Linked DNA regions of Homo sapiens: region 2 is linked to region 1. A link is an interaction called in ENCODE POLR2A ChIA-PET data of the cell type or tissue named here. Cell type or tissue: OCI-LY7. All regions are shown on one strand. Each heading gives the region's core, and the rest is flanking DNA. Links, peaks and the distances in the headings are about the cores only.

Region 1 (8,328 bases), core at 153-8,152:
ACCAACCTGGCCAACACGGCGAAACTCTGTCTCTACTAAAAGTACAAAACTTAGATGGACGTGGTGGCACATGCCTGTAATCCCAGCTACTTAGGAGACTGAGGGCAGGAGAATCATTTGAATCTGGGAGGCGGAAGTTGAGGTGAGCCAAGATCGTGCCACTGCACCCCAGCCTGGGTGACAAAGCAAGACTCCATCTCAAAAAAAAAAAAAAACCCAAAACAACAACAACAAAAAAAAACCCCAAGTTTGATTCAATGGGGAAAAGACAGTCTTTTCAACAAATGGTGATGGAAAAACTAGGTATCCGCATACAAAAGAATGAAGTTGAACTCTTACCTGACATTGTGAACAAAAATTAATTCAAAATGAATCAAAGACTTAAAGGTAAGACCTAAAACTATAAAACTCTTAGAAGAAAACAGAAGGCAAGGCCAGGCACAGTGGCTCACGCCCGTAATCCCAACACTTTGGGAGGACGAGGGGGGTGGATCACAAGGTCAGGAGATCAAGACCATCCTGGCCAACAAGGTGAAAGCCCATCTCTACTAAATATACAAAAATTAGCTGAGTGTGGTGGCGCGCACTTGTAATCCCAGCTACTTGGGAGGCTGAGGCAGGAGAATCGCTTGAACCCAGGAGGTGGAGGTTGCAGTGAGCTGAGATCGCGCCATTGCACTCCAGCTTGGGCGACAAGAGCAAAACTCCATCTCAAAAAAAAAAAAAAAAAAAAAAAGACAAAGAATCATAATAGATTTTATCTTATAGAAACAAATGCTCCTTTTTAATAATCACGTTCTATCAATATTTCGATATTCCTTAAGTCATAATATAAGATTGCTTGCCACAATTCCAGATGGGCAGCCTAGCTGGTTCCTTCCCTAGAAAAGATGGAGTAGGGAAATCTCTGGAAATTGTCTGGGGGAGGCAGCAATGACTAAGCCATGGCTGTTTGAGGGTGCTCTGCACAAGTTGTCCTGGCAAGGGCCTGTGGCAGGTGACAGGCAGGCCTTGCTTAGCTTCCAAGCCCTGGGGATCTTTCCATTATTTCTTTTATTATTTCAATTTATTTCACTTCACAAATAGTCCTGCCTCCCACTGGACTGTGGGGTTATCCCATCAGACTGTCAGTCCAAAGGTGGTGTCTTCTTCTGATGCAAAAGGCCCCATATGGGCTATTGCCATAGAGTATCAGAAGTAGAAGACGGTTTACTCACCAGAGGGGCCAATGCAGCCCAAGTCTTCAGATAAAAGGAGAAAAAAGACCTTCATGTTATAAACATTTGAAACTGCCACTAAAAATCATTCACTCAGGCTTTGTGATATTAGTGTCCTTGGAAGCCAGAGCTATAAGATTACGGTGGAAGTGAAGCCCTGATACAAGGAGAGTGTCTCATCATTGACATAAACTCTCCACTTTGGAGGACATAGGACAGACCCACAGCACCTGATTCCCCTTCTCCCATGAGTCTGTACTTTGTACTGCCGAATTATTAGAAGATGATTGACATAAATCGGTTTTTCATTGCTTGTAACAGAATTCCTGAAACTGGGTAATTTATAAAGAAAAGAAGTTGATTTCTTACAGTTAAGGAGGCTGAGAAGACCAAGGTCAAGGGGCTACATCTGGTAAGAACCTTCTTACTGGTTGGACTCTGTAGAGTCCAGAGGCAGCATCGCCTAGTGAGAACGCTGAGCGTGCTAGCTCAGGTCTCTCCTCCTTTTCCTATAAAGCCGCTTACATGATAACCCATTAACCCATACCAATGAGGGCTCAATCAATTCTTAAAGGCCTCACCTTTTAATACTGTATGGCAACACTGAAAATCACATTTCTTTCTTTCTTTTTTTTTTTTTTAAGAGACAGGGTCTTACTCTGTCGCCCAGGCTGGAATGCAGCGGCAAGATCATAGTTCACTGCAGCCTTGACTCCTGGGCTTAAGTGATCCTCCCACTTCAGCCTCCTGAGTAACTAGGACTAGAGTTATACATCATCACACCACAACATTTTTTATTTTTTGTAGAGGCTGAGTTCACTTGAGCCCAGTGAGCTATGATGGCACTCCTGCAGCCAAGGTGACAGGCGACAAGGCAAGACACTGTCTCAAAAAAAGAAAAGAAAAAAGGGAAAAAAACACCCATGTAACAATGTAATCAATCTCACCCCAATGAGAGAAGATTCACTTACCGAATAAAACTCAAGTGAACACCAAGTGACCGGTGGGACCCTGAGCAATCAATGCAAAGGAACACTCCATAGGTTATGCTTGCCCAGCTGGGATTTTTGGCACCACAATCAAAACACACCTGAAAAAAAATGTTAAATTCAGTTACTAATTTATGTTAGCCAAATAAATTATCCTGTAAGATACAGTAAATGACTTAGCTTGAAAACTGTTTAACCTTTACAATGTAAACTTTGGGATTGTATTATTAGAAAATATCTCACCTAGGTTTTTTTAAAAGCCTCAAATTTCATGCTCTTTTATTATTATATATAATTATATTAATTATAAATTAGTATAGTTAATTACTATATTATGTATTTTTTTATTCTGAGACAGAGTTTCGCTCTGTCACCCAGGCTGGAGTGCAATGGTGCAATCTCGGCTCACTGTAACCTCTGCTTTCCAGGTTCCATTGATTCTCCTGCCTCAGCCTCCGGAGTAGCTGGGACTACAGGCTCACACCACTATACCCAACTAATTTAGTACTTTTAGTAGAGATGGGGTTTTACCATGTTGGACAGGCTGGTCTCGAATTCCTGACCTCAGGTGATCTGGCAGCCTCGGCCTCCCATAGTGTTGGGATTACAGGCACGAGCCACTGTGCCCAGTTTACTACATGATTTATACAGTATATTACAGATTATGTTATATATATATTTATCTATTTATTTTTGAGACGGAGTCTCGCTCTGTCGCCCAGGCTGGAGTGCAGCGGCACGATTTCGTCTCACTGCAAGCTCCGCCTCCCAGGTTCATGCCATTCTCCTGCCTCAGCCTCCTGAGTAGCTGGGACTACAGGCGCCCGCCACCGCACCCGGCTAATTTTTTGTATATTTAGTAGAGATGGGGTTTCACCGTGTTAGCCAGGATAGTCTCGATCTCCTGACCTCGTGATCCACCCGCCTTGGACTCCCAAAGTGCTGGGATTACAGGCGTGAGCCACCGCGCCCGGGCTATCATGTATATATTTTAACAATGCACACTATACATAGTGAAGAGAATTTAGGTTTGTGTACCATCTCAAACATGCCTTATCCTTGAAGCATCAGCAGGGATCCTACCAGTCATGTAAAGGAATGCTAGTGAGGGAAGCAGCCCTGCCTAGAAACACTCCAGCCCTACCATCCTTCCTGGCAGTGGCTATACCAGATGGCAGGCTGTTGAGCATATTGCTTCTCTCCCCAGCCAGAGGAAGAGGTTGTGGCAGCCAGACTCCAAGATGGCCCCAGTGAAACCCACCTCCTGGTATTTGCATCCCGTGTAATCTCCACCACCCTCACTTTACCAAGGTGATCTGTGTGTCTATGTGTATATGGCAGAAATGACCATGTCATTTTTGAGATTGGGTTACAAATGACACTATGGCCTTTTCCTGTCTCCCCCACTCTCTTTTTCTCTCTCCCCCTCTCTCCCTCCCCACCTTGGATCACTAGCTCTAGGGGAAGCCAGGTGCCATGTCTTGAGGACACTCAGGTTGCCCTGTGGAGAGGGTGAAGTGCTGAGGAGTTGAGGCCCCCAGTCCAACTGCCAGCGAGGAGAGGAGGCCTGCCAACCACCATGTGAGTAAGCTCCCAGATGACCTCAGCCCTGGGCCAACAGCTTGACTGCAGCCTCATGAAAGACCCTGGGTCAGAAGCAGCCAGCTAAGTCACCCCCAAATTCCTGACCCTCAGAACTATCTGTTGTTTTATGATGCCAAGTTGGGGGTGATCTGATACACAGCAATAGATGACTAATACAGAGAGATATTCCTTTATGAAATGCTGTGCCCTTCTCTACCTCCACTGCCTCACTCTGTCCAGGTCACTTTGATAACTCTTAGATGCAGGTTCATAACCGAGGACTACGTTCCCTGCCCACTGAGGGCACTGAGAGCTCTTACAGGGGTAGAATCTTTCCCTTTTGCTAATCTTTATGGCTTTTTTTCTTTTTTTTTTAAGGAGACAAGGTCTGGCTCTCACCTAGGCTGGAGTGCAGTGGCACGGTCCTAGCTCGCTGCTTTATGGCTTTTTTTTTTTTTTTTTTAAAGAGACAAGGTCTGGCTCTGTCACCTAGGTTGGAGTGCAGTGGCACGGTCCTAGCTCACTGCAGTCTCGAACTCTTGAGCTCGAGCCATCCACCCCCCTCAGCCTCCTAAGCAGTTAGGACAAGTGTATGCCACCGTGCCCAGATTTTTTTTTTTCTTTTGTAGAGATGGGGGTCTTGCTATGTTGCCTAAGCTGGTCTTGAACGCCTGGGCTCAAGCAATTTGGGCCCTCTCGGCCTCCCAAAATGCTAGGATTACAGGTGTGAGCCACCACGTCCGGCTCCTGTCACCTTACTTTCCTGTCCACTAGCACAGAACCTGCACATGGTAAACGCACAATAAGTGTTTGCTGAATAGTTGTGTACTTTTAAATCTCACACACAGCCTGAAAAATAGGCTTACCCATGGTAAGCATTCAGTAAATATTTGTTACTCAAAAGAATAACTTTAAAAACGTATTGCCAGCTCAAAAATTACTAGCCCCTTCAACACTGACACTGAAGCCCAACAGGAGCATAAAAGTACTTTAAAATACACAGTGCTAACTAGCAGAGTCACGCGTCGGAAGTGTGCTGGGCCCATAAAATACACAGTGCTTGTTGTGGAAAGTAGTATTTATAACTCATTAAACTCCGAATAGGGAAAAAATTCCTCTAATAGAGGTGTTTTTAATCTTTTTGCAGGAAAAAAAAATACATATTAGATATATAGGCTGGGTGCAGTGGCTCACACCTGTAATCCTAGCACTTTGGGAGGCCAAGGCAGGTAGATCGCTTGAGCTCAAGAGTTTGAGACCAGCCTGGGCAACATGGCGAAACCCTATCTCTACCAAAAAATTAAAAAAATTAGCCGGCGTGGTGGAACGTGCCTGTAGTCTCAGCTACTCAGGAGTTTGAGGTGAGAGGATCGCTTGAGCCTGGGAGGCGGAGGATGCAATGAGCGGAGACCACTCCACTGCACTCCAGCCTCAGCAACAGTGAGACCCTGCTATCAAAAAAAAAAAAAAAAAAAAAAAAAAGATATACTTTATAGGCAGAATCACTTATGTGAAGGTTGTCCAACCTATCATTATCAAGCAAGATCTGGCTTCTGGTCTTTTCAGGGCAATACAAGGGCAATACAAGAGAGGAAACACGAGTGGGTTTTCTAAAGCCCCTCACCACAATATGCTCACACTGATCGCACACTGAATAATCGGGGTGGAGTGACAACTGACACAAAAAGAGGCCAGGAGATTTACTTTGGTGTTTACTGATCACCTGCTGTATGTCAGACATGTGACAGGTGATGAGGTATGAAAAAGTAGCAGCACAAACACTAGCTGAACGCTTATTGGTGCTAGTCTTTAAAGAGCTCACTGAGAAGTGGGGAAGACAGACGCGCAAATTCAAACGCCCTGTGGTGATGGCCATTAGGAGAACCCTCTTCTGTGGGGCATCAAACAAAACGACAGACTCTGCCAAAAGGTGCTGTTCTTCCCCGTCAGGCTGTGTGTAATTTCTCACCTAGTTACTCAACTACCAGTTGCTGTGCACTTACCATCAAGTGTACCTGGCACATACCAAGTGGACATACCAGCGTGGTTCAGGAAGTCTGCCCACATGGAGCCCACAGTCTAGCAGTCCAGTGGGCAAGACAATTAGTTACAAGATTGTTTCCTAGTAAGCAAGGACAGGATGCAAAGGGTTTTTGGTAGAGGTGATGGCAGAGATTTTGGGTACACAGCCCAGAGCAGGCCAAGTTTGAGAATCACTTCTGAGGTGGTCACCAGACTGGCTACAAGAAGAGAGCAGTGAGGTTCCTAATGAGGCAGGCAGCTTTGGCATCCTCCGGACCCATCACCTAAGCTAAGGGATTGCTAAAATGTAGCCCCATGAGGGGGGGGCCATGTCTACCTTATTCACCTGAGCTTGGCACCATGCCTGGCACAACACAGGTGCTCACTAAATGCGAATGCACATGGTGGAGCAGTTTATAGGGGTAGAGGAGCTAACAAGTGGAGACTGGGACGTGTGGAGGTCAGAAGTGGTGAGAAATACAGGTCTGGCTCCCATAAATGCTGCCTTGATCCTCCTGCTATACCAGGAGGCTATGCTTTGGAAGCAGGGACTGCGCTTTGATTTGATATGCAATCCCAAACCAAAGTCAAGATGTGGCTTTTAAAGCAGAACATCAGTTCTTATGGTGATGAGCAAGAAATAGCTTTTGACTGACAATTTGTTTTGTTTAATGATGAGAATAATTAGTATACAAATAATAATAACAGCTAATATTGAGTGTTTAATTCAGGCACTATTGTTGGCACTTTAGCCAATTTCATCTTCCTAACAACGCTTTCATTAGTAGGGTACTAGTAGAAGGTACTATGATCATCCCCATCAGGGCCAGCTTCCTGGGCATGTGTGTGATCTATGCAGTCGCAGAGGGCCCCACACTTAGAATAAAAGAGTGTGTGATTGGCTTAATGCTCTGCTGTCTCATCTTGAAATTCTTTTTTTTTTTTTTTGAGATAGGGTCTCATGCTGGAGTATATGATATGATCTCGACTCACTTCAACCTCTGCCTCCCGAGCTCAAGCAATCCTCCCACCTCAGCCTCCCGAGCAGCTGGGACCACAGGCATGAGCCACCATGCATGGCTAATTTTAATTTTTTTTTTTGGTAGAGATGAGGTTTCACCATGTTGCCCAGGCTGGTGTCAAACTCCTGAGCTCAAGCTATTCATCTGCCTCGGCCTCCCAAAGTGCTGGGATTACAGGCGCCACCGCGCCTAGCCTCATCTTGAAATTCTTTTTTTTTGAGATAGGGTCTCGCTCTGTCGCCCACTCTTGAGTGCAATGGCGTGATCTTGGTTCACTGCAACCTCCGCCTCCTGGGTTCAAGCAACTCTCCTGTCTCAGCCTCCCGAGTAGTTGGGATTACAGGCACATGGCACCACGCCTGGCTAATTTTTTGTATTTTTAGTAGAGATGGGGTTTCACCATGTTGCCCAGGCTGGTCTCGAACTCCTGAGCTCAGATGATCCACCCACCTTGGCCTCCCAAAGTGCTAGGATTACAGGTGTGAGCCACTGTGTCTGGCCGAAATTCTTAATACTGTTCAAACAAGGGCCCTGCATTTTCATTTTGTACATTTCACAAATTATGTAGCTAGTCTTGATCTCCATTTTATTTATTTAATTTTATTTTATTTGTGTGTGCGTGTGAGATGGAGTCGCTCTCTGTTGCCCAGGCTGGAGTGCAGTGGCGTGACCTTGGTTCACTGCAACCTCTGCTTCCTGGATTCAAGCGATTCTCCTGCCTCAGCCTCCCGAACAGCTGAGATTACAGGCACTCGCCATCATGCCCAGCTAATTTTTGTATTTTTGTAGAGACGGGGCTTCATCATGTTGGCCAGGCTGGTCTTGAACTCCTGACCTCAGGTGATCCACCCGCCTCAGCCTCCCAAGGTACTGGGGTTACAGGCGTGAGCCACCGCGCCCGGCCTATTTATTTGTTTTTTAAATCAATGAATGTTTTCTTAATTCTGATTCCTTTTATCATGTGCTTTCTTAAACAAAGAACTTTCACATAAATTATCTTATAATAAGAGTTTCTTTCTGATTCAGTTTAAAAATGACAATAGCATTCGTTGTGCCCAAGTTAGAATTATACCAAAATTACCATATGCCAGCACATACAATCATTCCACTGGTGGCTGGAAAATTAGCTTACGGGAGTGTCTGTCACTCAGATGGGCCATCACCCCTGGTGGGCACATGGTGGAGATAAGGGAAGGCCAGACTAGAAGAAAGCTGGGTCTTTTGGATCGTTTCTACTCCTTTTTCACTTCTTCACCATTCTCCCCACTGAGCTTGAACAAGGGAATCTGCTGGCCATCCTTGGGCTCTAGGAAGACCTCATCAAGGTGCCACCTCTGAAAGGGGCACTTCTGGATGAGCTGACATGGAGATGGCCCTCTGACTTGGATCCAGAGCTAGGAATCTTCAACTTGGCATCAGCAATGTCCACAAAGTTGTGCTTGGTGAGTTTGAGACAGTGAATGTTGAGAAGAGGGCCCAGAGCTCCCTGTGCCT
Region 2 (8,328 bases), core at 97-8,096, 270 kb after region 1:
CTGGAAAAAAAAAGATAATAAAAACCAGTCCAGTTTCCTGTATCTGCAGCTGCAGTGACCTCACAGTGGGTCCTCTGGGAATAGGTTGCCTTCATGTCTTCAGTCAACAAACATATGTCTGCTCTATGCCAGGCCTTGGGCTGACAACCAGAAACTGATAAGAGCAGCAGCCCCTCTCTTAGCGGTTTACTCTGTGCCGGATCATTTCATCCCCACAACAGTCCTGTGCAATAGGTGTTACTAGTATCTCCATTCTAATTTTTTTTTTTTCTGATATGGAGTCTTGCCCTGTAGCCCAGCCTGGAGTGCAGTGGTCAGCTGGAGCCAGAGGGGAGCAGAGACAGGGGCTGCAGGACCCCCAGGAGGCCCCCAAGCAGACTCTGAGGGTCCAAGAAGGTGATGCCCGAATAGGCCAGCCTCATACCCATCCTCTCAGTACTTTGGGAGGCCCAGGCGGGAGTTGAAGCCAGGAGTTCCGAGACAAGCCTGGGCAACAAAGCAAGACCCTATCTCTACAGCAATTCTATAAAAATGAGCCAAGTGCAGTGGTACATACCTGTCGAGTTACCCTGGAGGCTGAGGTGGGATGATTACCTGAGCCCAGGAGTTTGAGGCTGTAGTGAGCATGATCAGGCCACTGCACTCCAGCCTGGGCAAACGGGTGAGACCCTGTCTGTGAAAAAAATAATAATAAAATTTAATTTTTAAAAAAGGACCAATAGGCGTAGGCATGGGCCGGTCTGAGGTTGGCTGGTGAGCTCTGCACATTTGAAGACTTTGGAGGCATGGCAGGACCAGGCACCATCCATGGAAAGCATACTTGAGTGTGGTTAGCGCGGGAACCAAGATTGGGGTGGCAGGGCCACAGGGGGAGGGCCTGTTAGTGGATGTGGCACAACCCCCCACTTGTTTTTGAGACAAGTCTTGCTCTGTCACCCAGGTTGGAGTGCAATGGCGCGGTCTCGGCTCACTGCATATTCTGCCTCCTGGATTCAAGTGATTCTCCTGCCTCAGCCTCCCAAGTAGCTGGGATTATAGGCGAGCGCCACCACACCTGGTTAATTTTTGTATTTTTAGTGGAGATGGCGTTTCACCATGTTAGCCAGGCTAGTCTCAAACTCCTAAGCTCAGGTGATCCACCTGCCTCCACCTCTCAAAGTGCTGGGATTACAGGCGTGAGCCGCACTGCACCAGGCCAGGTCTAGGGAGCCGAACAGAGCAGTGACAGGGTCAGGGTTGAGGCTGCTACCTTGAGATTAGGTTGGAGAGAGCTCCACTGAAGGCTGGAGACCAGTAAGGCATTCAGAGCTGGTGCCAGGTAGGAGCTGACAGGACTGGGCCTCCCTTGGGCTGGTGGGGTGGCCAGGAGAGACCAGAGCAGGAGGTCGCTGCTGCAAGGACCCTCCTGGGCAGGCTCCCCACCTTCCGCTCCCTGGCTCCACACTTTTCCCATGCAGATCTGGGCCCTAAGGCCAGCCTAGGCCCAGTTGGTGATGGGATCTTTGCCATTCATATCAAGTCAATCTGAGGGCCTGGGCCCAGAGGCCAGATGGTTAAAGGTTCAGATTAGGTCCCTTCTTTGTGGTAGAGGGTAATGGGTATTTAATAAATTAATCCAAAGTGCTGTAATCCCAGTACTTTGGGAGGCTGAGGCGGGTGGATCACTTGAGATCAGGAGTTGAGACCAGCCTGGCCAACATGGTAAAACCCCGACTCTACTAAAAATACAAAAATTAGCCGGGTGTGGTGGCATGTGCCTGTAATCCCAGCTACCTGGGAGTCTGAGGCAGGAGAATCACTTGAACCTGGGAGGCGGAGGTTGCACCTGAGCTGAGATCACACCACTGCACTCCAGCCTGGGCAATAGAGTGAGACTGTCTCAAAAACAAACAAACAAACAAACAAAAAAACACTACCACCAACAAAAACACAATAGATGGGGAAACTGAGGCTGGTGCAGGAAGGGTTGGGCTAGGGTATCAACCTAAGGTGAGATGTGGTCCTGGGTCTACTCAGATGGGGAGGTTGGCAGGGTGGGGAGCTTGAAAGGGTCTTGCAGGCAGAGCGTGGGTGACTGACTCCTCAGGTAGGCCTGACCTGCACTCTGCTGCAGACCCTCGGCAGCGCAGCCCACTCTGGTGGCTGGGGCCTTCTTCCTATCTGGCGCCTAAGGATTCTCGGAATGCCTGCTGGGTAAGGGGGCTGTGGGCACAGTGGGTCAAGGCGAGGCTCGGTGCAGCTCACAGCTCAGCTCACAGTGAGGTGAGGTTCCACTGTTGCTCTGGCTTTGCGGGGCGTGGAGGTACTGGGGTCTCCAGGAGCACAAAGCAGGAGACTGCCTTTTCGAGGGGAAGGGAAAGGGGGGAAAAGCAAACAAGGGCTGGAGCTGCTTTCCTAGGGAAATGCCATTTGCATAGACACCCAAGGCAGCTGGAAGTTCTGGACACAGTTCTTCTAATGCCAGCTTAACACGCACACTGCTGGCCGTCTATACAATGTAAAACATCTCATCTGTGAAACCTTATTTTTTCTTTTTGAGTCAGAATCTAGCTCTGCCTCCCAGGTTCAAGCTGGGATTACAGGCGTATGTCACCACGCCTGGCTAATTTTGTATTTTTATTAGAGGCGGGGTTTTACCATGTTGGCCAGGCTGGTCTCAAACTCCTGACCTCAGGTGATCCGCCTGTCTCAGCCTCCCAAAGTGCTGGGATTACAGGCGTGAGCCACCGCACCCGGCCCATCCATCTCCCTTGAATGCTGAAAGCAAGTCGTGAGCACACACTTGTGCCTAGGCCTGTGGGAGGGCGGCGCTGTGGGTCCTGCCTGCCGTCAGTTTTCTCTCTCCTGGGGGTCAGGGAGACTTGGAGCTCTGTCCCTTCTTGGCTTAGTCATGAACCTCTCTAAGCCTCAGTGTCCTGTGTGAACAAACAGCTCAGTGAGATGGTGGGAGGGCGGAGTGTCCTGTCAGCAGGCATGAGGAATTAAAAATTAAGAACACCCAGGGCATTATGGTAAGAAAATAATGAGTTGAAGCATAAAGGTAATGGTTAGTGCCAACTTCCTCCCAGCGTGCCAGGCCCTGTTCAAAGTACATGAAGGAGTTCCTTATTTCGTCTTCCCAATAGCCCAGGGCGGGGCTCTCAGACCATGAAACCCATTTCACAGATGAAGAAATTGACACACTGCTGCTAACTGCCAGAGCCGGGCTTTGAACTAGGCCATTAGATTTCCGTGCCACAGTCATCGTCATTATCGTCATCTACATCTAAGGCTGTTTGGTACCCTGTAGGGTAAATGTGGGGTACATGATGGTGAATCAGGTCGCAGAACCCTTCTCTGCCATCATGATGAAACATGTACTGGCATGGGATTCGCAATGATCATAGTTAGGAAGGCCTTTGGTGGCAAAGAAGAGGAAACTCAGTGAATGGTGATGAGGACACATTTGGGTTCATTTTTCTTACACACAGTTGGAGGAGACAGCTCAGTGACACCCTCAGGCCTGGCCGCTCTCTGCCTCCCCACTCTGCTCTTCTTGGTCAGCCACTGCAGCTCCATCTTTGAAGGAGCTGCCCTGGCTGTGTCTACTCCCTGGCATCCAACCCCTGCCTCCAGCCTCTGAGCCCTCATTGACCAGAACTGGGTTACATGGTTGTCACCAGCTGCAAGGGATGCTGGGAAGCTGAGGGAGAGGAGGGCCATGGTTGGCTTAGATGAATGAGGATGCAGGGCCACCCCGAAGAAAATTGGGGTTCTATCAGCAAGGAGCCAGGTGGAATGGATATCGGAGAGGTAAATAGCATCTGCCAGTAAAGAAGGCTGTAAGACACTGTATGGGGTGATCCCATTTGTGAAGAAGGATGTGTGATGCGCACAAGTGTTTAGGAAAAACACTAGAAGAATTAGCGATGGTCTCTCTGGGAATGGGGATTGTGATACGTTTTTCTCATGCTGCCTCTCTGCCTTTCTTCTCAAGAGAAACAGCAGACACCAAAGAACAGGTGTAGCCTTCTGTTAAGTGGTACAGAGGAATCGCCCTGCAGCCTGGCCTCTGTCCCCTGTGCTGACAGCAGGTGCCTGGGTTTTCTGCTTTGACAGGTTCTTGAGGGCTGGTGTCCGAGGAGAACTTCTAATATTTATTTATACTCTGATTTTGTTTCACAAAGAAGAAAAAGGCTGGGCGTGGTGGCTCATGTCTGTCGTCCCAGCACTTTGGGAGGCCGAGGTGGGGTGGATCACTTTGAGGTCAGGAGTTCAAGACCAGCCTGGCCAACATGATGAAACCCCCGTCTTTACTAAAAATACAAAATAATTAGCCAGGCATAGCTCATGCCTGTAGTCCCAGCTACTCGGGAGGCTGAGGCAGGAGAATTGCTTGAACCCAGGAGGCAGAGGTTGCAGTGAGCCAAGATTGTGCCACTGCCCTCCAGCCTCCAGCAAGACTCAGTATCCAAAAACAAAGAAAGAAAGAAAGGGCCCTTATGAATCATCTTCAAGTTCCTCCCTTCCAAGAACAGAGATGCTAGGCGACTTGCCCAGAGGCACACAGCCAGCATGTAGCAGGATTCATGCCTGTGGGAGCTGGGGTTGGGGGATATTGACGGCTTTAGCGGATCAAAAGAGCTGGTGAGTAGGGCTATACAATCTGGGGGTCATCCTGTGAGAGAGCCCCCAGACTGCTCAGTTCTTAGGGGTCCAGTCATATGCTGTCTTTTTGCCCCAGAGGAGAAATGTCTGAAGTAAGACCCCTCTCCAGAGACATCTTGATGGAGACCCTCCTGTATGAGCAGCTCCTGGAACCCCCGACCATGGAGGTTCTTGGCATGACTGACTCTGAAGAGGACCTGGACCCTATGGAGGACTTCGATTCTTTGGAATGCATGGAGGGCAGGTAGGTCCCCATGGCCTGCCCTACCCCCTGCCTGATAGTGACTTCAGGGGTGGGCTGGATGAGCAGACATTCTATGAGCGGGGGAGCGCCTGCAGATGCCTCCCAGGCAGGGCCTCCGAGAGGAAGATTTCCCGGATGTGGGCATGGAGGCTTCTGCCCTGGGAGCGGCTTCACTTTGCTGCCCCACCCTCCCCTGATACCAGCTCACAGACCCCTGGACAGCCAGCATGTTCACAGTCTCAAGATGGACCTGGGGCCCCTGGCTGTCAAAATGGCACAGTGTTTGGGCCTCAGGGAGCTAGACAGGCCCTTAGCGACCTGCTGAGGACATCAGGGCCTCTTGAAGGAGGTGACTCTGTTGCCAGAAAGGGGACCCGATCCAGATCCCAAGAGAGGGTTCTTAGATCTCAAGCAAGAAAGAATTTGGGCCACACGCAGTGGCTCGCGCCTGTAATCCCAGCACTTAGGGAGGCTGAGGCAGGCGGATCACTTGAGGTCAGGAGCTCGAGACCAGCCTGGCCAACATGGCAAAACCCTGTCTCTACTAAAAATACAAAAAGTAGCTGGGCCTGGTGGCACATGTCTGTAGTCCCAGCTAGTCGGGAGGCTGAGGCAGGAGAATCTCTTGAACCCAGGAGGCAGAGGTTGCAGTGACCCAAGGTTGCAAAAATGCACTCCAGCCTGGGCAACAGAGCGAGACTCCATCTCAAAAAAAGAAAACCTACTCTATAGGCAGAGCAGCGGCATGGGCTGCTCAACTGAATATACTTATAGTTATTTCCTGATTACATGCTAAACAAGGGGTGGATTATTCATGAGTTTCCGGGTAAGGGGTGGGCAGTTCCCGGAACCGAGAATTCCTCCTCCTTTTAGACAATATAGGGCAACTTCCTGACGTTGCCGTGGCATTTGTAAACTGTCGTGGCACTGGTGAGTGACTCCAACATGCTAATATAGTTGGTGCACAATGAATAGTGAGGATGACTGGAGGTCACTTTTGTGCCCATCTTGGCTTTGGTGGGCTTTGGCTGGCGTCTTTGCCGAATCCTGTTTTATCAGCAGGGTCTTTGTAACCTGTATCTTATGCTGATGTCCTATCTCATCCTGTGACTTAGAATTCCTAGCCTCCTGGGAATGCAACCCAGTAGGTCTCAGCCTTTTGTTACCCAGCCCCTAATCAAGATGGAGTCGCTCTGGTTCAACTGCCTCTGACGGCTCTCATTTTAGAAAACCAGAACCGGGCCGGGCGCCGTGGCTCATGCCTGTAATCCCAGCACTTTGGGAGGCTGAGGTGGGCGGATCACCTGAGGTTGGGAGTTCGAGACTAGCCTGGCCAACATGGTGAAACCCAACCTCTACTAAAAATACAAATGTTACCCAGGTATGGGGCCGGGGGTGGGGGGATGGGCGCTGGTAGTCCCAGCTACTCAGGAGGCTGAGGCAGGAAAATCACTTGAACCCGGGACGTGGAGGTTGCAGTGAGCCCTGAGATTGCACCACTGCACTCCAGCCTGGGTAACAGAGTAAGACTCCGTTTCACAAAAAAAGAGAAAGAGAAAAGAAAGAAAGAAAAAAGAAAGAAAACCAGAACCTATGGAAGAGCCTGAGGAGGCCATGCAGTTCCTGGTCCCGGCTTCAAAGAATCACTGAGGCATGAAGAAGGGATCTTCCTTGGACTGACAAGGACCCTGGAGGCAGCAGGATTTGCCTGGGGTTTCAGGGGCCAAGGTCCAGTAGGACCTGACCCTTGCACTCTGCCAACTGCTCCCAGCTATGTCCAGCACACGGCAGCATACCCAGATGTCCAGGCACACCCGGCCATCCCAGCGGCAGGAAGGACCTGCACTTTTTTTTTTTTTTTTTGAGACAGAGTCTCTGTCACCCAGGCTGGAGTGCAGTGGCATGATCTTGGCTCACTGCAACCTCCACCTCCCGGGTTCAAGTGATTTTCCTGCCTCAGCCTCCTGAGTAGCTGGGAGTGCAGGCGTGCACCAGCATGCCCGGCTTTTTTTTTTTTTTTGAGACGGAGTCTCGCTGTGTCGCCCAGGCTGGAGTACAGTGGCATGATCTCTGCTCACCACAAGCTCCACCTCCCTGGTTTACGCCATTCTCCTGCCTCAGCCTCCTGAGTAGCTGGGACTACAGGCGCCTGCCACCACACCTGGCTAATTTTTTGTATTTTCAGTAGAGACAGGGTTTCATCATGTTAGCCAGGATGGTCTCGATCTCCTGACCTCGTGATCTGCCTGCCTCGGCCTCCCAAAAAGTGCTGGGATTACAGGCGTGAGCCACCACACCCGGCCAGGACTGGCACTTTCATTCTTCCCCTGGTACAGATGAGGAACGTGAAGGCCCAGGAGCAGCTGACCTCAGTAGTTTCTACCCTGAGCCTGGAAGAGAATGGTCAGGCCTGACCTGGGCTGTTGCTTTCTGCTGGGGAATCCTGTCTCTGATGTGGCACCTCCCACAGGCCAGGGACCAGCTCCATGTTCCACAGGATTCTTTTCTGCTCAGGATTTTTTTTTTCAGCCTCAGGATTTTTAGTCATTAAGGATTTTAGAACTGGAGGCACCTGTCCATTAATGGACAAGGTTGGAGGACATGAAGCCTGGGGCAGTATTTTCCTGAGGTTTCCCAGGGTAACAGAAGGTAGGACCACAGCCCCCAACCCTGATTGCCAGCCCACACCTGTACCCCTCCCACCCGCATCCCCTCCAAGTAGGGAGTGTAGGCCCAGGGCATTGGCAGGTCAGGTGGGTGGGGCCAGGGCCCAGGGCCGGCCTCAGCTCAGGGCCCCTAGGAGTCCCACTTCCCTGGGAGTTCCCCCGGTGTAGTCACTGGGATGGAATGCACACAGGTCCCTGGTAGAGGCCCAGACCAGCAAGCTGGGAGGGTGGGGAGTGTCTTAGTCTTTGTGTGGGAGTGAATGCGGGTGGGGTGTAGGATCAAGGATGTGGTTTAGTGGGGGGCCTACTAGGGGCTTCTTAGTCCCCCCATTTGGAGAGGGGTGGTGCCAGCAGGGCTGGTTTCAGGATTGGGACCAGGACACAGGTCTTAGAGCCCCCTCACCTCCCACAAAGGAAGGTAAGCTGCAACCCCTGTGGGAAGGGGGCTCAAGGGGGCTCAGCCATCCGGGGGACTCAGCACCACCAGACCTGTCCATTCCCCTTGGTCAGCCTCAGCCATCCGGGGGCTCAGCACCCCCAGACCTGCCTGTTCCCCTTGTCCACCATTTCCACCAAAGCCCACAGGTGGGCCTGCCCCAGGATTCTTTTTGAAATAGCTTGCACCTCTGGGGCCACCCACGGATGGGACCTCATGGGTATCTCTGAATCCAAGTGGGAGCCGGAGGAGGGATACAGGGAGGCCCACTCACTGCCTGCCCCAAATCTGACACCATCTCTTATCCTCTGGGCCACTCCCAGCTGCACACAATC

What was found. ChIA-PET counts read pairs that join two places held together with the same protein. Peaks named below come from ENCODE experiments on the same cell type or tissue, not always from the same donor. Only the 100,000 strongest peaks of a DNase experiment are listed, where the experiment ranks them.
Region 2: POLR2A ChIA-PET joins it to region 1 with 7 read pairs; 2 of 35 experiments call an interaction of 5 or more read pairs at or near these places.

What each region holds. Positions count from the first base shown.
Region 1 is chr22:42,845,326-42,853,653 of GRCh38, forward strand. ARFGAP3 (ARF GTPase activating protein 3) reads right to left here. Exons shown (of 16, transcript NM_014570.5): 2 at 2,189-2,307. It also overlaps the pseudogene COA1P1. Among named protein-coding and RNA genes, the nearest start is that of ARFGAP3, 7.8 kb to the right of the region's middle. In OCI-LY7, for the core only: no CTCF peak of the experiment used is centred there; no DNase peak of the experiment used is centred there.
Region 2 is chr22:43,119,293-43,127,620 of GRCh38, forward strand. It overlaps BIK (BCL2 interacting killer), which reads left to right. Exons shown (of 5, transcript NM_001197.5): 2 at 4,724-4,891. The coding sequence starts at 4,731. Among named protein-coding and RNA genes, the nearest start is that of BIK, 13 kb to the left of the region's middle. RefSeq lists an enhancer at 1-104. In OCI-LY7, for the core only: no CTCF peak of the experiment used is centred there; DNase peaks (open chromatin) are centred at 3,129, 4,042 and 5,725; H3K4me3 peaks cover 3,714 bases; H3K27ac peaks cover 8,000 bases.